Regions from separate parts of the Homo sapiens genome. Here all the other regions are linked to region 4. A link is a loop called in an ENCODE intact Hi-C map of the cell type or tissue named here. Cell type or tissue: ascending aorta. All regions are shown on one strand. Region 1 overlaps LOC107984257 (a long non-coding RNA gene). Region 2 overlaps SORBS1 (sorbin and SH3 domain containing 1). Region 3 has its middle 40 kb from the start of SORBS1. Region 4 overlaps PDLIM1 (PDZ and LIM domain 1). Region 5 has its middle 18 kb from the start of PDLIM1.

The links. Peaks named below come from ENCODE experiments on the same cell type or tissue, not always from the same donor. Only the 100,000 strongest peaks of a DNase experiment are listed, where the experiment ranks them.
Region 1: it touches region 4 in a loop (2.7-fold over the local background); 31 of 110 quality-filtered maps call a loop at or near these places.
Region 2: a loop joins it to region 4, with 2.7 times the contacts of the local background. A loop is called at or near these places in 8 of 110 quality-filtered maps.
Region 3: a loop joins it to region 4, with 2.5 times the contacts of the local background. A loop is called at or near these places in 28 of 110 quality-filtered maps.
Region 5: a loop joins it to region 4, with 2.5 times the contacts of the local background. A loop is called at or near these places in 27 of 110 quality-filtered maps.

The regions. Positions count from the first base shown.
Region 1 is chr10:95,130,722-95,135,721 of GRCh38, reverse strand. It overlaps LOC107984257 (a long non-coding RNA gene), which reads left to right. Exons shown (of 10, transcript XR_007062253.1): 7 at 1-5,000. Among named protein-coding and RNA genes, the nearest start is that of ACSM6, 61 kb to the left of the region's middle. In ascending aorta, a CTCF peak has its summit at 2,599 (motif pointing left); a DNase peak (open chromatin) is centred at 2,611.
Region 2 is chr10:95,332,206-95,337,205 of GRCh38, reverse strand. SORBS1 (sorbin and SH3 domain containing 1) reads left to right here. Exons shown (of 33, transcript NM_001034954.3): 30 at 1-685. Among named protein-coding and RNA genes, the nearest start is that of PDLIM1, 44 kb to the right of the region's middle. In ascending aorta, no CTCF peak of the experiment used is centred here; DNase peaks (open chromatin) are centred at 2,515 and 2,985; H3K4me3 peaks cover 644 bases; H3K27ac peaks cover 5,000 bases.
Region 3 is chr10:95,598,557-95,603,556 of GRCh38, reverse strand. No RefSeq gene overlaps it. Among named protein-coding and RNA genes, the nearest start is that of SORBS1, 40 kb to the right of the region's middle. In ascending aorta, a CTCF peak has its summit at 2,215 (motif pointing right); a DNase peak (open chromatin) is centred at 2,256; H3K27ac peaks cover 439 bases.
Region 4 is chr10:95,243,764-95,248,763 of GRCh38, reverse strand. PDLIM1 (PDZ and LIM domain 1) reads left to right here. Exons shown (of 7, transcript NM_020992.4): 5 at 1,398-1,549. Among named protein-coding and RNA genes, the nearest start is that of PDLIM1, 45 kb to the left of the region's middle. RefSeq lists an enhancer at 3,292-3,351. In ascending aorta, a CTCF peak has its summit at 2,054 (motif pointing left); a DNase peak (open chromatin) is centred at 2,023; H3K27ac peaks cover 2,080 bases.
Region 5 is chr10:95,306,057-95,311,056 of GRCh38, reverse strand. No RefSeq gene overlaps it. Among named protein-coding and RNA genes, the nearest start is that of PDLIM1, 18 kb to the right of the region's middle. RefSeq lists an enhancer at 727-906. In ascending aorta, no CTCF peak of the experiment used is centred here; a DNase peak (open chromatin) is centred at 2,106; H3K27ac peaks cover 3,850 bases.

The sequences.
Region 1 (5,000 bases), 110 kb after region 4:
TTATACACGTGTAAATATTCATTAATGTTTATACTTAATATGATTGCTCTTAACTGCATTTATTTTATATTTCAACAGAGCAAAAGAAAACATGAAAGAACTAGATATGCAAAAAAATAAAATGACATACCAAGTATAGTGGTGCATGCCTGTAGCCCTAGCTTCTTGGGAAGCTGAGATGGGAGCATTGCTTCTGCTTAGGCATTTGAGTTATGCCTGGGTAACATAGGGAGACCCCATGTCTAAATAGAAATAAAAACAAGACACATAGAGAAGTTTGAGAATAAAATATAGACAACAGAATAAAACCCCACATTAACATAAATCTTGGAATTCTCTGAAAGTTGTATAACAGTAAATGTTACTACATATATATAGAAATAAATTCAAAGGTAAATAATACCAGCATAACAATATAAAATATTTTAAAATATTAAATGAACATTTTGCAACTAAAAATACACTAACTATAGCGAATTGCTTAATGAATGGGTTTAATACCAGATATTTCATAGCTAAATAATTCATAAATTGGAAAATAAATGAGAAAACAACATACAGTCTTAAGAAAAAAATATAGAGAAAAGGCAATGAAGAAGCTTATAGAGCTTAGGTTGAAATTAGACTTCCCAAGGAGAGATAAGATAGAATGGAGAAGAAGCTATTGAACAGATAAACACCTGGAATTTTTCAGAGCAGATTAAAGATATTGGGTTACATATTGGAGGAGAACTATGAGCCTGAAACCAGATATAAGAAAACATGTTTAGGCAGAAAATATTCAAAAGACTATAAAACACATATTAAAGAAAGTTCCTAAAAATTGAAAGAGAACAAAATGCATTTCCTTTCAAAGTAACAATACTATTGCTAACTTCTAAATAAAAGCAATGAAATTCAGAAGATGATAGAATAATATCATCTAAATGCTAAAAGGAAATAACTGCCAGTCTATAATACTTTATCCAGCAAAAAAAATTCTTTAATGATGAAGAAAAGAAAACCAGACAGGACTTCGATAAGAAAATACAGGACTTGAACAATACTATAATCAGTTGGACCTAACAGACACATGCAAAGCACTCCACACAACAGTAACAAAAAACCACATTTTTCTCAATGCATATGGAAACTTCTCCAAGATGCAACATATGTTAGTAATATATGAGTTTTAAAAAGTTATTTAGGCAGATAGTGAGAGCACAGGAGTCCTCAGTAAGGTTTTCCTTTTAATGAAAAGCAGCCCAAAATACTTTCTTTTCCTACAAATAGCAGACTGTAAAATGACTTGCAGACATAGAGAAACAAGCTGGAAGCTTGCACTGGTGAATGCCATCAGTTGTGCTAATAAGAAAAGGCTGCCTGGGACTGGGCACATTCAAAATGTCAGTTCCATCTTCCCTTCTCTTTGCCAGCCACATGTACAGTAAGGAGCAGGGAACATGGCATTAGTCAAGCAAAGATCCCATTTGCATAATAAGACGATTAGGATGGGATGGCCAGCTTCCCCATGCACTATGTAAACCTCACCCCTGGTCCAACCAATCTGTGGGCTCTATGTAAATTAGACACTGCTTCCTCAAGCCTGTCTGTAAAATCTGGTTCACTCTGCCATGGGGCAGAATTCTTATTTGGACGCCCCCTCTCTCACAAGAGAGAGAGCTATTCTCCTTTCTCTTTCTTTGGAAATAAAACTTCTACTCCTAAACTCACTCCTTGTGTGTGTCCATGCCCTTAGACTTCTTGTTGCAAGACGATGAACCTCAGGTATTTACCTTAGACAACAATGCATCTTCATACTGGGGGTGTGTCCAGGATCCCAAGGTACTTTCATTGGAATGTTGAATACAGGAGTGAAACTCAACTCTGTCCTTTCATTTCAAGGCTCTCAGCCTCCATTTTAGAATCAAATCATACCAAATACTGGGCTCCCTTCAGTCATTTAAAAATAATTAGCATGGCTGCCAGCTTTACAAGACATGGGGGAGAGGCTTGCTGGGGAAAACATGTAGAATCCCCCAGTACCCACACGTTGCTGGGCATATTGGCCATGTTTGAACCAGTTTTCTTTCAGAGGACCTAGCAATTGAATGGGGCTGGAAAAAGTTCTGAAGCAACTGAGGATTTCTGGCGGAAGCTACTCCCTGGTGTTGTTCAAAGGATTTGGACTGACCTCATCCTCTGACTGCCTGACAGAGTGTCAGCAACAGGATCTCCAGCTTTCATACTATAATTTCCTCCATTCCTGTCTGCAACCACCATGTCTCCCATCCTCTCTCTCTTTGTATGCAATGCCACAGCAATTTTACAGTTCAGGGAAGTAATCTTGTTAGGTAAGATCAGGAAATGCCATAGTAACTGAAGGTGTAGCTCAAGGGAATGCCGTTGTAATTTTCTAGGAATAGAGGGTCCCTCATCACAGTGAAGTCACTCTCTGCCCTTGGTCTGGAGAGCATATGGCATTTCCAGGTAACACTCTACCCTTGTCTGGAGAGCACATGGCATTTGAAGTTCACTCTCTGCCCTTGGTATGGAGAGCACATGACATGTCATGGTCACCCTGTGCCCTTAGTCTAGAGATCACATGGCATTTCAAGGTCAACAGCGCCACCTAGTGGGATGGGAATTCTCTCCATGAAGCACATTGTTGGTCCTCTGCCAAAACACTCTAGCCTCCAAATTCTCCTCCCTTTTTGTGCCCCTCTGCTAGAGACCAGGCTTCATGCTGCTTCTGTGAACAGGAAAACTCTGCCTTCAACAACAATTAGGAGTAAAATGTCCTCCAAAGACAAAGTTGTTTAGTTTCGATACTGTCCCATCAACTAGAAAACTGCCATTTGGTCCCTATGTTCTTTTAAGGCACCTATTCTGCCTCCAATTAAAATGGTACTGAAATAGTAAGGGGATTTTTTTTCTTTTTCTTTTTTAATTAAATTAATTATACTTTAAATTCTAGGGTACATGTGCACAACGTGCAGGTTTGTTACATATGTATACATGTGCCATGTTGGTGTGCTGCACCCATTAACTCGTCATTTACATTAGGTATATTTCCTAATGCTATCCCTCTCCCCTACCCCCACCCCATGACAGGCCCCAGTGTGTGATGTTCCCCTTCCTGTTCCAAGTGTTCTCACTGTTCAATTCCCACCTATGACTGAGAACATGTGGTGTTGGGTTTTTTGTTCTTGTGATTGATAGTTTGCTGAGAATGATGGTTTCCAGCTTCATCCATGTCACTACAAAGGACATGAACTCATCCTTTTTTATGGCTGCATAGTATTCCATGGTGTCTATGTGCCACATTTTCTTACTCCAGTCTATCATTGATGGACATTTGGGTTTGTTCCAAGTCTTTGCTATTGTAAATATACGTGTGCATGTGCCTTTATAGCAGCATAATTTATAATCCTTTGGGTATACGCCCAGTAGTGGAATGGCTGGGTCAAATGATATTTCTAGTTCTAGATCCTTTCTGCACAGCAAAAGAAACTACCATCAGAGTGAACAGGCAACCTACAGAATGGGAGAAAATTTTTGCAACCCTCTTGTCTGACAAAGGGCTAATATCCAGGATCTACAGAGAACTCAAACAAATTTACAAGAAAAAAAACAAACAACCCCATCAACAAGTGGGCAAAGGATACGAACAGACACTTCTCAAAAGAAGACATTTATGCAGCCAACAGACACATGAAAAAATGCTCATCATCACTGGCCATCAGAGAAATGCAAACCAAAACCACAGTGAGATACCATCTCACACCAGTTAGAATGGCAATCAGCAAGGGGATTTCAAGTTTGGAAGTTAATTGGAACCATTCTCTAAGGGTAAACGCTTTAACATGGGCCATAATAAGCAGGATATAGAGTTCAATCTAGCATGCACTATCCATTAAAGGAGCCTTGCTCAAATGCAAATATTATAGTTTTTCCCAAGATCCATCCTTCTAGGAGCCACAGAGGCCACATAAGTCTAGGAAGTCAAAGGGAAATCACAAGTGGAGGACTAGAGTCACATGGGTAAGCATGACTAATCTCAATTGCTTAGTTCCTCTGGTCCTGTATTTTTAAATGGCTGCAGGGTTGCAAGAATGCAGCCATGGGCAGCACATTAAATAAGGTGCTGGTACTCAGGAGCCAAGGAGGGAAATCAGTAGGTGGAGCATGCCACCACTGTCTTCCCCTCCACCCTAGGTCACACCAATAGGAAGGAGACTAAAGGGACATCTTTTTCATGCTTCCATTTCTAGATGAGTAACAGATCATCTTCGGCCTGTAGTCCTCTGGAGTGCATTTGAAAACACTGGGACTCTTTTTACCCTGAGATATGAAGAAAAGTGGCTTTTTTTTTCCCACAAAGGTGTGGCCTTCTTACCCACTTGAAACAGCCTAAACTGTGGAAGGAAGCTTTAATTTAAATTGTGTCCAAGAATTAGATCTTTTCTCCATATGGGAGGGAAAATGGCCCAAGGTCCATTATATACAAGATTTCTTTGCCCTATGAGAAAACCCAGACCTTTGCAAGCATTGCACAATTCACCCAGCCCTTCTAGCAATCATATCAGGAAGGCCCAAAGGGAATGATTCCCCAAGACTAGAAAAGCAACTTCCAGAGTGTATTAGTCTGTTTTTCACACTGCTGATAAAGATGATATACCCAAGACTAGGCAATTTACAAAAGAAAGAAAGAGGTTTAATTGGACTCACAGTTTCACATGGCTTGGGAGACCTCACAATCATGGTGGAAGGCAAGGAGGAGCAAGTCATATCTTACATGGATGGTGTCAGGCAAAGAGAAGAACATGTGCAGGGAAATTCCTCTTTTTAAAACTATCAGATCTCATGACACTTATTCACTATGACAAGAACAGCACAGGAACAACCTGCCCCCATGATTCAATTACCTCCCAGCAGGTCCCTCCCACAATACATGTGAATTCAAGATGAAATTTGTGTGGGGACACAGCCGAACCATATAATTCCACCACTGGTCCCTC
Region 2 (5,000 bases), 88 kb before region 4:
CTCTGAGTGGATCTCACTGACTGTGGGGGTCCCAGGCAGGCGTTCTCTGGCCCTGACCCCACCCTTGCCTCCTCTGCCAGAGGCTTCTATCTATAACACTGACCACCTCGCCTTGTCACCAAGGGCCAGTCCCTCCCTGTCTCTCAGCCTCCCCCATTTGAGTTGGTCAGATCGTCCCACCCCACGATCAGTAGCTTCTCCACTGGCCCTACCTTCCCCACACAAAACCTACTCCCTAGCACCTACTTCCCAGGCCTCCCTTCACATGAATGGAGACGGTGGTGTCCACACGCCATCTTCAGGCATCCACCAAGATAGCTTCTTGCAGCTGCCGCTGGGGAGCTCTGATAGTGTCATCTCCCAGCTTAGTGATGCCTTTAGCAGCCAGAGCAAGAGGCAGCCATGGCGCGAAGAGAGTGGACAATATGAGAGGAAAGCAGAGAGGGGGGCAGGCGAAAGAGGCCCTGGTGGACCCAAGATCTCTAAGAAGAGCTGCTTGAAGCCTTCAGACGTGGTCAGGTGCCTGAGTACTGAACAGAGACTCTCAGATCTCAACACCCCTGAGGAGAGCCGGCCCGGCAAGCCCCTGGGTAGCGCTTTTCCAGGAAGTGAGGCTGAGCAGACAGAGCGGCATAGAGGTGGCGAGCAGGCGGGGAGGAAAGCTGCTCGGAGAGGTGGGAGCCAGGTAGGACTGCAGCATGCCGCGTGTGCACTTGGCGTCTCACTTGGCAGGGTGGGCTGCACGTCTCGCCCCTGGTCCATCTACGGAGGCCAAGTGAATGCTGGTGAGACCATTTGCTTGCCTCAGGAGCAAAGAGATGGCCCCAGAGGGAATGGGAGGACATGAATTCAGGTGCCAGGACTGGATACAGTTGGAGGGAAAGGACAGGCTATATCTGGCCACTTGAGGTCATTTGGAAGTTATCTCTACTTTGAATGCCTCCTGGCCTGCTGCAAGGGCCTCTGAGAAGGCAGACCTTCCTCACATCCCATGTATGCCTTAGAGATGACCCTCAGTTTGCTTTGACTAACACAGCTGAGAACACCAGGCTTTGGTGTGGTGTGGTTTGCTTTTATGTAAGATGCACTTTGTTTCCATAACCCATGGTGCTCTGCTAGTGCTCGGCTCTGTCAGGTCTTTGTCCTGTCTCGTGTTTGTGTGGGAGCGCGGGGCCTTTGTTTGCTATGAAACAAAGGTGTTTTGGTTCTGGAGAGGAGAATGCAGGTCTCCTGGGGCCCTGACTGACATGGGGTATCCTCGAATAGCCATGCCAGGTTTTGGGGTGAGTGTACCATCTTCTCTCTGGGTCAGCTACAAAGACCCAGAGAGCATTTGGACAAAGGTAGCCTTAGGGTGTTTTGAGACCTGAAAATTTTTTTGGAGAAATGAACTTAGCAACTAAACAAATCACAATTCTGATTTTGGCTATGCTGTTGACTACTGCGAAAGTCAAAGACTTTCGGCAACTTCTCAGAAGCAACCAGGTTTGAATGCCAGCTCCACCTCTTACAGTCTAGTGACTTGGGAGTTGCTTCCCCTGTCTGAGACTCAGTTTCCTCATCTGTAAAATGGAGATGATAGCACCTACCTCAAAGAGTGGTTGATTACAAGGGCTTATGATCCTGGGAACATGGTCAGCACTTTATAAACGGAAGCTATAGAGCCACCATCTTGGGTGATCTAGAATTGCTTCTAGAACTGAGAATATTTTTAGAACTTCCTTAGACCCAGATTGAGTTCCTGAAGATGTCTCCAAGCCATTTATTAAGTATCTAGTATGTCTGATGTCCACAGTAAATAGTGCTTAACCCTTAGGCTTGCAACCTCAGTTTCCCTTTGAGGCTGTAGTTATTCAGTCTATGAATAAGGCCTGCAGGTACCAGCCTCTGGGCAGAATACAAAGGTCATTTGTCTCTCCTCTTGAGAACCCTAAGTTCAAGGCTCCTCAAAACAAGGAGGAGCCTAGCAATATCACCAGGGCAATAATAGAGGCATGCTTGGGGGACACAGGAGCACAGAGGCTTGAGACACACTAGGCCAGACTTCCAGCTCCAGCCAAGCACATGTGGGCCCATGGGTGGGCCAGCACATCAGGAGTGGGGATCACTGAGGGTGAGCCGGCATGGGGCAGTTTATAAGAAATCAGGCTTAGCCTTTTGCTAGAAAGCCACTTAACCTCTCACATGCTAAGCAGGAGTGGAAGCAGTCCATCCCTTGTAGGGCAGTCATAAGGATTCAGTGAGGTAATTCATGGAAGTCGGTGCTTGGCATGTGCCAAGGCTCCATATGTGGGGTCACCCGCTGCTGTGGAGGGCTGTAGGAAAGCAGTAATACCTGGCAAAGGCTTTGCCTGGCCCTGGAACAGGTTGAGGAAGGAATAGAAGAGATGGTGAAGTGGCTAGTTGAAAAGAATTAAACGTTTCTGACACAGGAACAATTCTATAAACATTCTAAGTCAACCCAAGGCACCCGGGGACATCCTTATCGTCAGTGTTGAGTCATCATCCCGGCCCAATTCCAGGATCCTGTGTGTATAGGAAGTGCGCACGGTGCCGGATCTCCGAGTAAGGTTAGGGGTATACGCTTCCTGCTTCCTAAGGCAGGATAGGAGGGGAGTAGCTGGCAACACTGAAGATTATGTTGATTGGAAAGCCAGGCTTGTTGAAACTTGGTGTTCCTTTCTTGGTGGGCCTCCAGACCCCAAGTGTACCACTTCCTGTCCCCTCCCTTCCTCCTGCCCTCCTGGCACAAGCCCCTTCTCCATGGGTGTGCACAGGCTGTGGCCTGGGGCTCGCTCCCCCTTGAGAGCTGGCATTTGTGTGAAAAGGGCTGCTGCCCACACCTCCCCTTCAGCCCCCTCACTTTCCCCTCCTGTGGCTGGAGCAGGAGCTGACAACTCTGGAAACGGGGTCCTTCAGAAGGGGCTCCTGTGTCTTGGGCCCCCTTTGGGTGACAGACATGCTAAAAATGGGAAGGACTTGTATGACAACTGTTCTCTGGCAGCCCCATCAGGATGACGTGACCACAGGCTGTGTTGCTTATTTGGAAAAATGCATTCCAGACCAGTTTGTGTATCAAGAAAATTGTCAGCCATTATTCTCCTTGCTGAACTAAAGAGCTGAAACAAAAGTTCACTTTTATTGTAGGTATTGGGGAGGTAGGTTGAGAATCTGACCAATAATGGGAGGGAATTTTACCTGAGAACCTTAAATGAAAAGATATTCTGAAATGTTATGATCATTTATTCTTTGAAGCATTTAGGATATTCCAGGTACTTAGCTGCAAGAGATAGAGAGGGGTGAACATCATCAGGGCTTCCATTTAGATGTAACTTCTAGGAAGCTGTTGGGGCCAAGGGAAAGTTTCCCTCTTATCCTTGAAGTTTCCCTAAAAATTACTGACAAGAAGCAAAAATTTTTTTCTTTCTTTTTTTTTTTTTGAGACAGGGTCTCACTCTGTCACCCAGGCTGGAGTGCAGTGGCACAATCTCATTGCAACCTCTGCCCCCAGGTTCAAGACTCCTTCAACCTCAGCCTCCTCAAGTAGCTGGGACTACAGGCACATGCCACCATGCCCAGGTAATTTTTGTATTGTTTGGTAGAGACGGGGTTTCACCATGTTGGCCAGGCTGGTCTCATACTCCTGACCTCAGGTGATCCTCCCGCCTCGGCCTCCTCGGATTACAGGCATGAGCCACCACGCCCGGCCAAGAAGCAAATTAATAGGAGAAAAGGCATACAGATTTATTCGATCATAGTTTTATGTGACACGGGAGCCTTCAGAATGAAGACCCAACCAATGGGGTGCAGAAGCTTATACCATCTTGAGGTTACAGAAGAGTGGGGGCTCAGAGGATGGCCAAAGACAGGTTATGGTGGTAAATCAGATTTTAAGCAGCAAGACACGTTATGGGAGGGAGAAAAGCAAGGCTTGGCTAGCAAAGGGGTCTTGTTATTTAGATGAAAGCTCACAGGTAGCAGCCTCGGAGAGAATAGATGGTAAATGTTCCTTTTAGGCCTTTAAAGGTGTCAGACTGCCAGTTAATCTTTTCTAGATCTAGACAAGGGAAAGCCTCAGAGAAAACCTGGCTGCATCAATGCAGATTTTTCTCTACAAATACAAATCTCCTGCACAAAAGACAGCTTTGCAGAGCTACCTCTTTTTGCTGGCTCTCTGACAGCCATGTCAAAATATGTCAAAAAAATATATTTTGGGGTAAAATATTCTGATTTCCTTTAACACCTTTCCTGACAGCCTCCCCCACCCCTGCATGAGTGGATTAGTGCTCTGACTTTGGGCTGCCATAGCCCCTGCAATGGTCTGTGTGAGCCTCTCTCAGCCCCCTTTGCTTCCCTGTGTTCCCATACAGTATCAGTGCTCCAAAGGCGGGACCGTGATACCTAATGTATGGAAGGCACTTCAGTGAATGTTTGTTGAATGAAAGAAAAGGCAAGCCAGACATGGTGGCTTACACCTGTAATCCCAGCACTTTGGGAGCCTGAGGCAGGCGGATCACTTGAGGTCAGGAGTTCAAGACCAGCCAGCATGACGAAACCCCATCTCTTCTAAAAATACAAAAATCTCTTCTAAAAAAATACAAAAATCAGCTGAGTGTGGTGGTGCATGCCTGTAATCCTAGCTACTTGGTAGGCTGAGGTGGGAGAATCACTTGAACCCAGGAAGCGGAGGTTGCAGTGAGCAGAGATAGGGCCACTGCACTCCAGCCTGGGTGACAGAGCAAGACCCCATCTCAAAAAAAAAAAAAAGACAAACAATGACTGACTCCAACTAAAGGAGTTTAGGATCTTCACCGGGGGAGTAAGACCTGTTCCCAAATAGTTACAATGCAAATAAGGAAAGAGAGTCACAAACAGTACATCCTGGAAGATCAAGATGGGGAGAAATAATAACCGGGAAGGAAGGTGGTTGTCTGGAGACTTCAGGAAAAAAAAATGCCAGGCAGGGTGTCAGAGCCCCAGTATGAGGAGGTGGTTGACTT
Region 3 (5,000 bases), 350 kb before region 4:
AGGAGGAACTGTTTATTGTGGCCACATGAGCAACTGTAGCTGCAAGGACTGGGAAGTAGAGTTTTACAGCTGGGCACATTCCTGCTCAAACAAAAATCAAGATCCTCTTTGTGAGGAAGAGGAGAAGATAAAAATCGGGTAAGCTACTACATTAGGGGGTAGCGATGTTAGGTACAGTTACCCCTAGTGACTTTCCAAAGAGATTTTCTTGGAAGGCTCTTTTGTTCCCTTGAACTCATTGATGAGTTTTGTAATGCGGGTTTAATATAGGAAAGCTGAAGTGCTCCATAAGAGGTGGAGAAAAGACAAAATTCCCAGGCAGTTTTGGAGAGGAAAGAGTGAGTTGTAGGCCGGTGCAGTGGCTCATGCCTGTAATCCCAGCACTTTGGGAGGCCAAGGCGGATGGATCACCTGAGGTCAGCAGTTCAAGACCAGCCTGGCCAACATGGTGAAACCTTGTCTCTACTAAAAACACAAAAATTAGCCGAGCATGGTGGCAGGCGCCTGTAATCCCAGCTACTTGGGAGGCTGAGGCAAGAGAATCTCTTGAACTGGGAGATGGGGGTTGCAGTGAGATGAGATCGTGCCATTGCAGTCCAGCCTGGGTGAAAAGAGTGAAACTCTGTCTCAAAAAAAAAAAAAAAGTGAGTTGTAAACTTGCCCTAGGCAGAGGCTACAGACTAAGGGTCAGTAGGAAATGAGGCTAGAGAAAGCTAAATGTAAGAAACAAAGTATAGGAAAAGCCATCTATTTTTAAACTGATGGCTTGATGGGGGTTGTTATGGACTAAATGTTTGTGCCCTTCCCAAATTCCTTCGTTGAAGTCCTACCCCTCAATGTGATGGTGTTTGGAGACGGGGCCTTTGGGAGGTAATTAGGGTTAGATGAGGTCGTGAGGGTGGGGCCCTCATGGTGGGATTGGTGCTTTCGTAAGAGATGCCACGTCTCTCAACAAACTGTTGAGTAAAAAGTAAAATAAGAGACTCTAGAGACCTTGACCTCCTGCCCTTCATGTGAGGACACAGTGAGAAGACAAAACAGTCTCCTGCAAGCTAGGAAGCAGGGCCCTCACCAGACACCGAACTGGCCAGCACCTTGATCTTGGACTTCCCAATCTCCAGACTGAAAAATAAATTTCTGTTGTTTGATCCACCTAGTCTATGATATTTTGTTATGGCAGCCCAAGCAGACAAAAACAGGAATAATTGTCTTGGAGATACCTGCATTTTAGAAAAGGAGTCCTAATATTTCAAAGAATTGGCCAGAGTGGCATAGTGGAAAGAGTATGGATTTGGAAGTCATATGACTTGCACTCCCATCTATAAATTGTAGGAATTTGCAGGATTGTTTTTTGCTGCAATGAGCCTCAATTTCCTTATTTGGAAAAAAGTAGACAGTTAATACTTACCTTGAAGACTCCTGTCAGTAAATAATCAGATAATGGACCGGACACCTAGCTCATGGAAGAAGCACCATCCAGGTTGGCCACAATTAGCCACATCTGGCATATCTGTCTTTGTATCCCCCACTGAGCCCAGCAAGGTGCAATGCACACAGATGCTCACTGAGTAGCTTTGAAACAGGCTACTTGGGCAGAGCTATAGAGATGGAGGGGGCTTTCTCTGAGATCCATGGACCATTAGGGACACTGGTATGAGGCTGGCAGTCTAAGACGATCAAGTCGTCCCTGACCCCAACTTATTTCTAAACCACTGAAGAGTGTCATTGTTCTCTCTTCCTTATGAAAGTGTCCTGTGGAGTCTCCTGTAGTAGAATTGAGTTAAATGTTACAATGTCTTTTCCACTAGCACTTCTGGCAAAAATCGATGAATAACTTCATAACTACCTTAAGGGCACCTCATTTAAGTTTGCAGATCTCTGCTATTTTACAGAACTCTGCTATTAGGGAGAATGAGATTTTAAAGCCTCATTCAGTATCCAGTGAGCACCCACTACGTGCCAGATGCTGGGGATAAGAGACATTCCCTCCACCTGATGGTCCAAACGTTGATCTGTCTGAGAATTGCTGCTCTAAATTCAGGTAATTCTTATCCTTAAGTCCCACCCTTTACAGCCTATTTTACCCTAATCCCTAGGAGAAACCCTTTGGCCAATAGGAAAACACCAAACTAGGCAGCTATGATCCCATACTGAAGGCAGGAGGAGTCACCATAACCTAAGAAAACCAACTTGCTCTTTATTCCATCTGGCCCCAGGATTCCTCTAACGCTAGAGGGCAGTCGGGTCCCATGGACCTAAGGAAGTCGGCCTGCTCTTCCTCAATGCCCAGCAAATTATCCCCTCCCGATCCTCAGGCTGCTCTCCTGGAAATGAAGTGCTGGATCAGTAAAATAACTTCCAGAGATCCTCTTCCTTACAGGGTAAGAGCACAGGCCTTTTCAGTTTAGAGGCAGAATAGGGTTTGGACCTTGATTCTAACACCTACTAGTTGTTTGACCTGGGGAAAGTGTCTTAACTTCTCTGAATTTTGATGATACGTATCCATAAATGGTTTTGCGAGAGTAAATGTAAAGCACTCAGCACGGTATTCAGCATATGGTTAACCTTTAATAACTATTGGCTGTTACTGTTTATGATTCTAAGGAATGGCTTTCTCTTAGTTTTCAACATTGCTTTTTTTTTTCCCCTTTGAGACAGGGGTCTCACTCTGTCACCCAGACTGGTCTCAAACTCAACTCCTGGACTCAAGCAATCTTTCTATCTCAGCTCCTGAATAGTTAGGATTACAAGTGCATGCCACCGCACCAGGCCCTACGTTTCTCTTTTATTTAAAGTCCAAGCATCAATTCCTAGGACATAAAGTGAGGACATTCTTAGGACAGATCTACTATGTACTAAGCACCATGTACTAAGCATCATAGTAAGGGGGCTAGATGAATTATGCATGATGCCACAATAATCTGAGTAGGGGAATTGTTACCCCTATTTTACAGGTATAGAACCTAAAGATCAGTAAATTCCCCAAGATCACACTGTAGCGGAGGAACCTGGATTTGAACCCAAGACAACAGAGCTTCAAAACTCTTCACCACCACAGGGGGCATAGCAGTAGTGTTTTCCCAGAAGCTTCTTGTACCTTATCCCAAAGGCAAGTTGTAAGGCTGAAGAAGGAGGTTGCCATAGCTACTAACTGGACCCCTTTTCACGTAATCAGATCCTCAGTCTGCCCCAGTTTTGCAAGAGGAGCTGCTTGTCTGGAAACTCTCCTCAACACCTGCCCCTGGAGGGAGCCGACTGTGTCTGAATTATTTAGAGAGTCTCTAGACACTTGATATAATGAGCAGGTGTGGATGCTTCTCTGACTTCCCCCACATGCCTTTACTTACCTCCTTTCCCCTCCCCCAAGTTGCCTATGAGGAAAAAGGAGGCATCATCCGTTTCCTCACTGTAGATGTGTCTGCCTCATCTTCATTTTTCATCCCGAAGTCTGTTTGTAAGAAGTGGACCACTTTCTTTGCAAATATCAAAAATCATATTGATTTCCATTGAAATTGGTGGTGTAAATTGACCCTAACTAGTAAATGCATAACTTGGCCAGGAGTGGTGGCTCATGCCTGTAATTCCAGCATCTTGGGAGGCCAAGGCAGGAGGATCGCTTGAGCCCAGGAGTCTGAGACCAGTCTAAACAATATAGTGAGACCCTGTATCTAATTTTTTTATATTTTTTATTTTTTTTTGAGACTGAGTCTCGCTCTCTTGCCCAGGCTGGAGTGCAGTATCACGATCTCGACTCACTGCAACATCTGCCTCCCGGGTTCAAGCGACTCTTCTGGCTCAGCCTCCTAAGTAGCTGGGACTACAGGTGCGCGCCACCATGCTCAGCTAATTTTTGTGTTTTTAGTAGAGACGGGGTTTCGCTATGTTGGCCAGGTTGGTCTTGAGCTCCCAGCCTCATGATCGGCCTACCTCAGACTCCCAAAGTGCTGGGATTACAGGCATGAGCCACGGCACCCAGCCAAAATTCTTGTTTTTGAAGAATATTTACTGACGTGGAGACGAGACGCACTAGAAAATATTGAATAGGAAAAAACTAAGCTATAAAACAGTATAAATAAAATTTCTCAATTATATATATTTAGTTGGAAAAAGACTGGAAGACAATGTATCAAATAATATTATGGGCTGGGCACAGTGGCTCACAACTGTAATCACAGCACTTTGGGAAGCTGAGGCTGGAGTATCACTTGAGGACAGGGGTTCAAGACAAACCTAGGCAACATATCAAGACCCTATGTCTACAAAATTGTTTTTTTACTTAGCCAGACATGTTATGTGTATCTGTAGTCCTGGCTACTTAGGAGGCTGAGGCGGGAGGGTCTCCTGAGACCAGGAGGTCAAAGCTACAGTGAGCAATAATCAAGCCATTGCACTTCAGCCTGGGTGACAGAGTGAGACCCTGTCTCAAAAAAAAAAAAAAGATATGTGTATATATATATATATATATATATGTATGTGTATATATATATATATATATGTGTATATATATATATGTGTATATATATATATATGTGTATATATATATATATATATATATATATATATATATATAGAGAGAGAGAGAGAGAGAGAGAGAGAGAGAGAGAGAGAGACTCTCGCTCTGTTTTCCAGGCTGGAGTGTAGTGGCGCGATCTCGGCTCACCACAACCTCTGCCTCCCGGGTTCAAGTGACTCTCCTGCCTCAGCCTCCTGAGTAGCTGGAACTACAGGCACACACCACCATGCTCGGCTAATGAGTGATTTCTACTGAGCAGTGAGACAAGTGAGTTTTATTTGTCATTATACTTTTCTAAGTTTTCTACTTTATTTTAAAATTTTCATAGCTATTAATATTTCTTTCTATGGGAATTATTGGTGCAGACCAGGCATGGTGGTTCACACCTGTAATCCCAGCACTGGGAAGCCTAGGCAGAGGATTGCTTGAGCCCAGGAGTTTGAGACTAGCCTGGGCAATATGGTGAGACCCTGTCTCTACAAAAAGA
Region 4 (5,000 bases):
AGTGGGCCAGGGCTGGCAGGGGATGTGTGTGGAGGGAGAAGTTTGGGTCACATATGTGAGGGACTTTCTCCTCTGTGATAACATTTACTCCAAAAAAGTTGAATTTGATTAAACATATATTTTAGTATTAAAACTAAATATTTTGTGCTAAGTCAAATGAGAATACATTGAGCCACAGCATGACACAGTCTGATTCATGTTTAAAATATCATTCTAGGCCAGGCACTCTGGCCCATGCCTATAATCCTAGCGCTTTGGGAGTCCGAGGCTGGAGGATCACTTGAGGCTGGGACTTTGAGACCAGCCTGGGCAACACAGCAAGACTCTGTCTCTACAAAATAATGACAAAATCAGCGGGGGATGGTGGCACACCTGTAGTCCTAGCCACTCAGGAGGCCGAGGCAGGAGGATTTATCTATTGAGGCCAGTAGTTCGAGGTTACAGTTACCTGTGATTGCACCACTGTACTCCAGCCTGGGTGACAGAGTGAGTCCCTGTCTCTAAAAAACAAAAAATATCACTCTGATATTTTGAATAGAGGCCATCACTTTGGCCTAAGCATGGCATGGCTTGGACCTGGGGGAGGTGGGGAGGTGAGAAGGGGTCAGATGGAGGATAGATTTACAGGTATAGCTGATGAGAGACTACCTCCCTGTCACCGTCCACTGCTTAGAAAGTGGAGCCCTCAGGGAAAGAGGCAGGCTCTGCCTGTCTTATCTTGTTCTGGGTCACCCAGCATGACAGGAGGAAGGTGGGGAAGACAAGGCCTGGCTTGCCCAGTCCCTGGGCCTGAACATCAACAGTTCACAAAGCACTTGCGTGTCCCATCCTTACCACCAAACTGTGAACCAGGCAAGGAAAGTACTGTTACCTCTGTGTTATAGGTGAGGAGACCCAAGTGCCTGGCCTTGAGAATCAGGAAGTATTTATAGACAGGGAAAGCACTGTGAGATCGTCGGGAATGAATAACACTATGATTCCTGCTTGTGCAAGCAATGTTTGTGGCCCATACAAGGGGGACCCGGCTGAGTTCTTCATGGTTGGCTTGTGGTTGACATTTTTTTTTCTCTAAATTTTCTCTGGACATAATGCTGCTGATGGAATTTATAAAGAGATAGAGCATTCTCATTCCACTGGATTAGGCCAAAAAGTAATTGAGCTACTGAAGCTATTTAGAAGAAGAGCCTCTGATTGCATTGAAGCAGCAGCCAGCTCTGACTACAAAGACATCTCAGTTTCACTGTGCTGGCAGCAGGTCTGTGGCTGATTTAGGAGAGGGCTTTGAGATCATTTCTATCCATCCTTCAAATCAGCAGTGTCTGCCTGGAGGAGGTTCCTGGTGAAGTTATTTTTAACTTCTGTCATGTCCTAATCAATTTTTCAAACATTCTTTACAGCTTAGACCATGCTCAGCCTCCAAGCAGCCTTGTCATCGACAAAGAATCTGAAGTTTACAAGATGCTTCAGGAGAAACAGGAGTTGAATGAGCCCCCGAAACAGTCCACGTCTTTCTTGGTTTTGCAGGAAATCCTGGAGTCTGAAGAAAAAGGTAATCAGCTCCATCTGCAGTCAGAGGCTCTTGTTCAAGGTCAGATGTGAGAGTCAGTCATTGTGGAAGCACAGGTGAACACACTCTGGAGCCTGCTTTGGAGGGCATGGGCTTTTAAAATGCTGAAATTCTTTAAAAAGAGATAGAGGGAGAGAGAGAGAGAGAGAGGAAGAGAGTGCTGACCACATTTTCCCATCTGGGTCTGTATTTAAGAAACTCCAGGCCTGGCCAACTGTGTCCTGTCACATGTGCAAGAGGATGCTAAGGTTGGGGTGAGCCTGACTGCTGTGGGAGCCTGTTGGTCTGTCCCTTGGCCATTTATTTGCTTTGAGCCCAGAAACAATACCTTGGTAGTGGCTGAGGAACTTCAGTGATGAAGGCCATGGGCAATGAGCAGCAGAATGAGAATGAATTAGTGCTCGGTGAAGCCAGGGGCTGGCTTTGCTTGGGGGCATGTGTTTGCATTTGCTCTAAGGTGGGTGGCCTCTTGAGGGCCCAAGAGCTCCCCCTTGTGGCCATGTTCTTATTCTGTGACCTTTGGCAAATCTCAACCTTCCCAGGTCTGTTTTCTCATCTGTCCATCAGGGATAAAACTCCTTTCCTCTAAGATTATCATGGTCATGAAATGGCATAAGTTGTGTAAAACATCCATCATCGTAACTGAGTACTCGCTTCATAGTTATTGTGGTGTTTGAAATGTCATGAAGAGGCTTTCTTGTCCTTGGGGTGAGCTTTGATGTTGAGGCACCCAGGGTCACCCCGTAGGGTTCTGCAGGTCTCAGGAGACATGCTTCTCACTGAAGACATTATGTAACGTACATTTATTATGATCATGTTTAAGTGGACAGTGGTAAAAGTATCTTCACTTAATAACAATGCTATACGTCGAGAAATTGTGACAGGTGGATGTATTGAAGAAGGGATGCTTTATTCCCCTCACAAAGATGATCAGCAGCCCTCACACCCGCTTCTTCCCTGGTAGTTCCTCATCAGCACCTCCTGTGATGCTCATGGGCAGTCTTTTCCAGAGAGCTGGGTTTTGTACCCTTTCCTGGTCCCTGTGATGCCCAGTCCTCCACACTCTCTCTTCCTTTCTTGAGGCTTGGGCACTTCAGTGGGGTCTTGTTTTCTATGCCCTCTATCTCTCTCATGGACCCATCTGCAAAGAGACAGTGGATGCTCCAGTGAGGGGACACCTTGTGATGGTGAGTGTGAGACCTGCCTCAGCCAGGCTGCAAAGGGATTGGCATGTTGGCTGAGAGGCTTGTGCCCTCTGGAAGATGAACCTCCCTCCTCAAAGTCCGCAGCCGAAGATTCAGCTTCCTGGGGAGCCCTTTCTGATAAGAAAGTTCTCTTCTGAACACACCCGACACCTGGGCTTCCTCCCCATTTGTGTGATTTCTTTAGAGAGAGTGGCAGTTTACAACCATAGGAAATTAGGAAACCATGGGCCATGTGTTTGCATGTGCTTCTTTTATGCTAAAATGATACTGTTCTACCACTGCTTTCCTCTTTTGCTTGGAGTAGCTGAGCAGCTGGGAAGTAATGAGCCATACTTCGTATCAAGTTCCAGTATTAGCTTTGCCTGACAAACAACTTGGGGGCCAACCCTTGAGGATGATAGCTTTGTAAAAACATGTGAGAAACCACAACTTATTTCACTCTTACGTGGATGTGAAACCCTTCAATGAGAGGCAAGGTCAAGTTCATCCGTGCCCAACTAGACATGCTGCAGAGCTCATCTCAGCTCACAGAGAAGGACCTGAGCATGGATTTGGAAGCTCCATGCTCTTCAAGATCTGGACTCCTATCCGGCACTCCAGCACCCAAATTTGTGGCTTCTATTCCCAAGGTTACTTCGTGGTCCTGGTTAGCAGCTGGTGTTCCAACCATCATGCTTACCCCCAGGTGACAGGGAGGAAGAAGGGAGATAATGCTAACCGGGGAGTTCCAATTTCAGATGAGCCAGCTTTCTCCTTCCCAGAAGTCCCACACTACTCTTCCATTTTATTGACCATGATTTAGTCACCTGGCTACACCTAGTTAAACGAGAGTCTGGGAATTAGGATTCTTTTTAAAAAAAATTTTAGCCCTTAGTCTGGATGGTTCTTGCCCCAAAGAGAATCAAGATTCTGCTGGAAGGGAAGAGGGAGATAGCAAATCTTGTAGTTTCTCCTGTATCTCTTACTGTGTACCCGCATTAAATCTTTACTGACAGTAACAGGATAAATTCCATTCTAAACATTCTTTACATGCAGAAGGCTCTTCGGGGAAGGAACCCAAATGCCTGTTTGTTTTTGTTTTTGTTTTTGTTTGAGACAGGGTCTTGCTCTGTTGCCCAGGCTGGAGTGCAGTGGCATGATCTCGGCTCACTGCTACCTCCGCTTCTCAGGTTGCAGCGATTCTCCTGCCTCAGCCTCCCAAGTATCTGAGATTACAGATGTGTACCACCATGCCCAGATAATTTTTGTATTTTTAATAGAGATGGGGTTTCTCCATGTTGGCCAGGGTGGTCTTGAACTTGTGACCTCAGGTGATCTGCCCACCTGGACCTCCCAAAGCGCTGGGATTACAGATGTGAGCCACTGCACCCGGCCCCAAATGCCTGTTTTTATTTGAGATAAAATGGTGAAAGGTTAAGGTAGTAAAAGCAGTTGATGAGAGGTCCTGTCATTCAGAAACGCCTCTGGTTCAGAAAGCAGTGCTGCAGGGCAGAAAGAGCACTGGCATCCAGGATCTGCCTCTGACCTGCTGTGACACCTCCAGCAAGTTGCTTGCCTTTCTAAGCTCTAGTTTCTGCACAGATCCATTGAAGCTAATAGCCAGGACCTCATGGGATTGTTTACAGGGTTAAGTAAAGCCACGTCTGTAAACTGCCAGGTGCACAGTGAGTAAGGCCCCTCCCTGAAGGAAGCTTGGCTACAGCAGTATTTGGTCATAAACCTTGAAGACCCAACACAAGCTGTCTCATTTTGGGTAAAATTCAGCTTCTAGACTAGGAGAAAGGGGCCCTTGGTTCCTCACCTTCATCTTGTTCTGGATCAAATTCCAAAACTTGCAGGCAGAAGAAGCCGTTATATTAAGAAAAATGGTGAAATATACTTAATATAAAATTTACCATCTTAACAAATTTTAAGTGTACAATTTAGTGGTATTAAGTACATTTATGTGATTGTGCTACTATCACCACCATCCATCCATAGAACTCTTTTATTTTGCAAAACTGAAACTATTCCCATTAAAGAGTATTTCACCATTCCTCTCTCCTTCCAGCTCCTGGTAACCACCCTCCTGCTTGTCTCTATGAATTTGACTACTCTAAATACCTTGTATAAGTGGTGTCATGCAGTAGTTGTCCTTTTGGTCCTGGCTTAGTTCACTTAGCTTAATATCCTCGGGGTTCATCCATGTAGCATGTGTCAGAAATTCTTTCCATTTTAAGGCAGAGTAT
Region 5 (5,000 bases), 62 kb before region 4:
CAAGGGTCTGACAGTCCTTAACACTAGGTCCTGAATCACAGGCCCTATGAACCCTTGTCTCCAACAAATCCATCAGCTTACCTCCTAACTACATTTAGAACCCAGCCATTTCTACCATCGTAGCCCAAGCCATTTTCTCTCACCTGGATCATCGCAATAACTGTCTAACTGGCCTCCCTGCTTCTGCTATTGCCCCTCTAGTCTAGACAGAGCAACCACAGTGATCATCTTAACGTTGGTCCAAAACCCTCTAGTGGCTTCTCATCTCGCTAATGTGGTACAATGGCAAGTCCATAGACATACTGCTCCTCCCCTCCCCCTAACCCCTGAATTCATCTCCTTCATTCCAGCCACACAGCCCTCTTTATGGCCTCAGACTCATTAAGCACATTTGAGGTTCAGGGTCTTCATGTTTGCAATCCCCTGTGCCTGGAAGGCCCTTTCCCCAAGAGCTGCATGGTTTTCTTCCTCCTTTAGGTCTTCCTGTTGTCTTCTCAATGAGGCTTTTCGTGACTACTTTACATACATCTAGGAACCTATTGTCCCCACCCCCTGCATTCCATCCCCCTCTTCCTCCTCTGTTTCTCCATAACACTTATCACCATCTGAAATTTGTCTCCACAAGCAATCCTGTAAAATCCATGGGGTTAGTGACTCTGTTTTGCTAATATATGCCTGGCACCAAGAAGAGAGTCTAATGTGGCACTCAATCCTTTGTTTATCAAATAAACAGATAAATAAGCCCTTGAGGCCAGAGATCCTAGAACTCAGAATATGTTCTACCAACAATGAAAGAAGGGAAACCATTTTCTTACAGTGGCAGAAACAATGAATTAATCTTTCAAATTATGCTGGTTTCATACAAACATAGAAAGTGAAAGTTCTCCATAATAACACTCCTCACAGAGATCACTCCTATATATGGTCCTCCCAGCTTGCTTTTCTACACATACTAAACACACACGTCTCTAAAATGCTTTATGTAGTCTCATACACTTTTACTTTCCTTTAGTAGAACTTGGACATGTTTCCATAACTTACTTAACCCATCCTCTATTGATGATGCAGGTATTTAAGGTTATTGCCAGCTTTTTACAACAACAATGCTGCTTTGAGTAAAATTATTGGCTTAAAGAGCAGGAACATTTCAAACCTTAAGAGATTTCCAAATTGACTTCCCAAAAATTCCAATTATACTCCCACCAAGTCCATGGAAGTGTGTTTCCCACCACCCAATTAAAACTACTACATTGTCCGCTTCCATGAATTGGGGCTCCTTGGTTCACCCGCTTTTGACTGGCCAACCCCTTCTTCATCCTCTTTCTAGATCTTCACTGCATCCTCAGCCCTCTGTTATTTTATCTCAATACATGCTCCTGCGGAGAGCAGATCTCTCCCAATATAATTACGGCCCAAAGAGTCAATTGTGGGAGGGCCCTTTCAATGATTAAATGGTAGAAGCTTAGGCCGGGCGCAGTGGCTCACGCCTGTAATCCCAACACTGTGGGAGGCCGAGGTGGACGGATCACCTGAGGAGAGGAGTTTGAGACCAGCCTGACCAATATGGTGAAACCCCATCTCTACTAAAAATACAAAAATTAGTCAGGCGTGGTGGCGTGTGCCTGTAATCTCAGCTACTCAGGAGGCTGAGGCAGGAAAATCGCTGGAACCCGGGAGGCAAAGATTGCAGTGAGCCGAGATCGTGCCACTGCACTCCATCTCACAAAAAAACAAAAACAAAACAAAACCTAACACTACTGCATTGGCTGAGACATACCAAAGGGCGTTAGAACTAGTCTCAGTCAGGAGTTAATCCAGAGACTCAAACTTTCTCATCAGTATTTGTCTTATTCTTGGCGTTTTGTTTGGCTACATTTTCACCTACTGAATGCAGCAGTGGGAAACATGGCTGCAAGCTGCTCCAGCCTCCTTCCAGCTCTCTGACTCCAAATTCTCAAGGCAAAAGGACCTTCCTATTTGGCTTTCCCTGAAAACAACTCCAGATGCTGGCAGGCCCAGCCTGGATATTTACTCTTCCCTAGACTAATCACTTTGACTAAAGAGGCAACTTTACTTGTAAAAACCTTTGTGGCTTTTGGCCAGGCATGGTGACTCACGCCTGTAATTCCAGCACTCTGGGAGGCCGAGGTGGGTGAATTGGCAGCTCAACCAAAACCTCAAAGAATGAGGGAGAGGAGTGGCTGGGCGAAGGGGTGTCTGCTCTAAGAAGGGGAAAAGGAAACTGGACAGATAACAGCTCAATGGTCCACTGGACTTGGAGAGTTATTGTAACACACTTTGAAAATGGAACACTATTGTCCTGTCCCAGTATAAACTTCAGTGTAGTTGAAAGCAGGCTATGTGCTGAAGTTTTGCTAGCCAAGGTCTTGACAAGAATACAGTGGGAGGAGAAGTCCCAGAGGAGGGGGCCAATGCGACCAGGGGGGCACAGCACAACCGTATCTCATGCTAAAAATATCAGACTCTAATGGAAGGGAACAAAGTTGATGTCTCAGAAGTCACAGAGGATGTTTGGATGAGTTGTACGTGGGAGTATTTTTCCAAGTCTTAGCACATAGAAACCACATCTGTCTCAGGAACACTTAACCAGGTCTTTTAGGACAAATCAAAGAACTTATCACTTGATACAGGTAATTTTTGGAACAAATTAGCCAACAAAGTGGTTCAGATTGAAAATATTATAGAACATTTAAGATAAATCCATAGATGCAAAAATCCATAATGAGAAGCTCTGAATGACCGTGTGACACTATGAAGTCTGTCCCGGAGGACAACTGCACTGGTCTTCCAGGACCCTCACTCTAGCCTTGTCAGGGGCAAAATATTGAGTAGATTAAGAGTCTCTCTACCTTTAGGGTTTACTTGTTTTTCAAGTAATATCTGACAAACAGACGAATCTGCAAAAGGGAGATCAAATCATCTTCAATAGTAGCATAATGTAAATCGATGATCTCAAAGCTTGGTTCATGGTCACTTTGGAATCTCCAAGCCCTTTCAGGAGATTCATAATGTCAGAACTATTTTCAAATGATGTGAAGCTGCTTGTGGTAGTCAGCGTCCAAAGATGCCTCCAGTCACCCTCACCTCTTGGTATTCAGGCTCTTGTGTGATCCCCTTCCCCATTCTATGAGGGTTGGTCTGTGTGATCAATAGAATGTTGCAGAAAAGTGACAGCATATCACTTCCAAGGTTAGGTTGTAAAATCCTTTATGGCTTTTGGCCAGACATGGTGACTCATGTCTGTAATCCCAGCACTCTGGGAGGCCGAGGTGGGTGGATCACCCGAGGTCAGGAGTTCGAGACCAGCCTGGCCAATGTGGTGAAACCCTGTCTCTACTAAAAATACAAAAATTAGCCGGGCATGGTGGTGGGTGCCTGTAATCCCAGCTACTCGGGAGGCTGAGGCACAAGAATCGCTTGAACCTGGAGGCAGAGGTTGCAGTGAGCCGAGATTGTGCCACTGTGTTCTAGCCTGGGTGACAGAGTGAGACTCCATCTCAGAAAAAAAGAAAAAAAGAAAAACCTTTGTGGCTTTTGTCTCATGCTTGGATCACTCACTTGAGGAGGAGTGGACTACAGTTTAGAACTTCTAAGTTCTGGTATTTTGTTGTGTTGGATACATGCACTAATTCCTGAAAAAAGGAGAAGTATTGGAAAGAACAATGGGCTGGCAGTCTGAAGACCTGAGTTCAAATGCCTCTTAGGCTTACATACATTGTGAGACCTCAGAAATGCCACATAGGCTGTCTTGAGTTTTTTCATCTAGGAGGGAAAGATGCCTGGACCAAAGTGAGATCCTTCTAGGAAGGAGGAAGAAAAAGGATGTTTGGAAGGCAATCTGCAATGTCCACATTGGAGCTCCCCAGTCATTCTATTGCCTACTGTATACCAGCACTTTCCATGTGTTATCTTTTAATAGCACCTCGGTGAGGAAGGTATTCTTATCTCCACTGACAGGTGAGGGAACTGAGACTCAAAGGAGTTCAGCCCCAGGGTATATGTGCAAGTACATGGCTTCAGTCTGACTCCAAAGCCAGGGTCCTTTCCATTGATCACACTCTACTGCCTGCAAGGCACAGAGCTGGGACAAGACTGTGGACCAGTATACCTCTGGATCACCTAAAGCTTACCAAAAGACTATAACATCTTCAAAAGCAACCTCATTGAATAATAGTGATAACCATTAGATGAGCACCTACTACGTGCTTGAACATTGAAAGTTGCATTAAAGGTCTATGTCCCTCCTTGGTCAGTCTTCTGCCAGAGCCGAGACAGCAGCAATGGCATAGAAGAAATCTGCCAATTTCATGTCATCTTATTCTCCAGCACTCACAAACCTCTCAGAAGTGTGGTCCGGCCTCGAACCTGTATTGCCTGACCACTAGTCTGAACCCTTTGTCACCTGCACTGTGGCTCCCATATGTGGTGTTATAGATCTGCAAAGCTAAAAGTGAACAAAAATTTGCACTCTTATTTTCTGTGTCAATTAAGAATAACTCCAGCTGCAGTAACATATGGCCGAATAAATGCCAGCTTATGTGACGCAGATGTGTCTCATTATCTCGTGGAAAAGAAGACAGGGCTCTGGGTTAGTATGTCCCCTGGCCTTTGTCTCATAATGGCAATCTGGCTACCATGGCAGTTCCAAGCACCACATCCTCATACAACTGCTTTTGAAGGTTGGAAGCAGGGAGCAACAACACAGGACAGAGGTTTTATCTTTGCAAGTTTTCCCTCATCAGGGAAGAAAAATCTTTTCCAAAAGCACCCCCCACCAACCCACCCCGCATCTCATTGGCTAGAGGTGACCATGGGGCTACTCCTAACTACTAAGAAATTGCTTCGAGGAAGTGGACCAGGCAGAGAGGACTGGGAGTGGCTTTGAAGTAGCCAACCAGGGGTGGGTTTTGTAAGCAAGTCCTTTCTGTATCTTTTTCTTAGGTTTCTGTGAGATCTTCCTGCCTCTTCCCTCAGTTTCT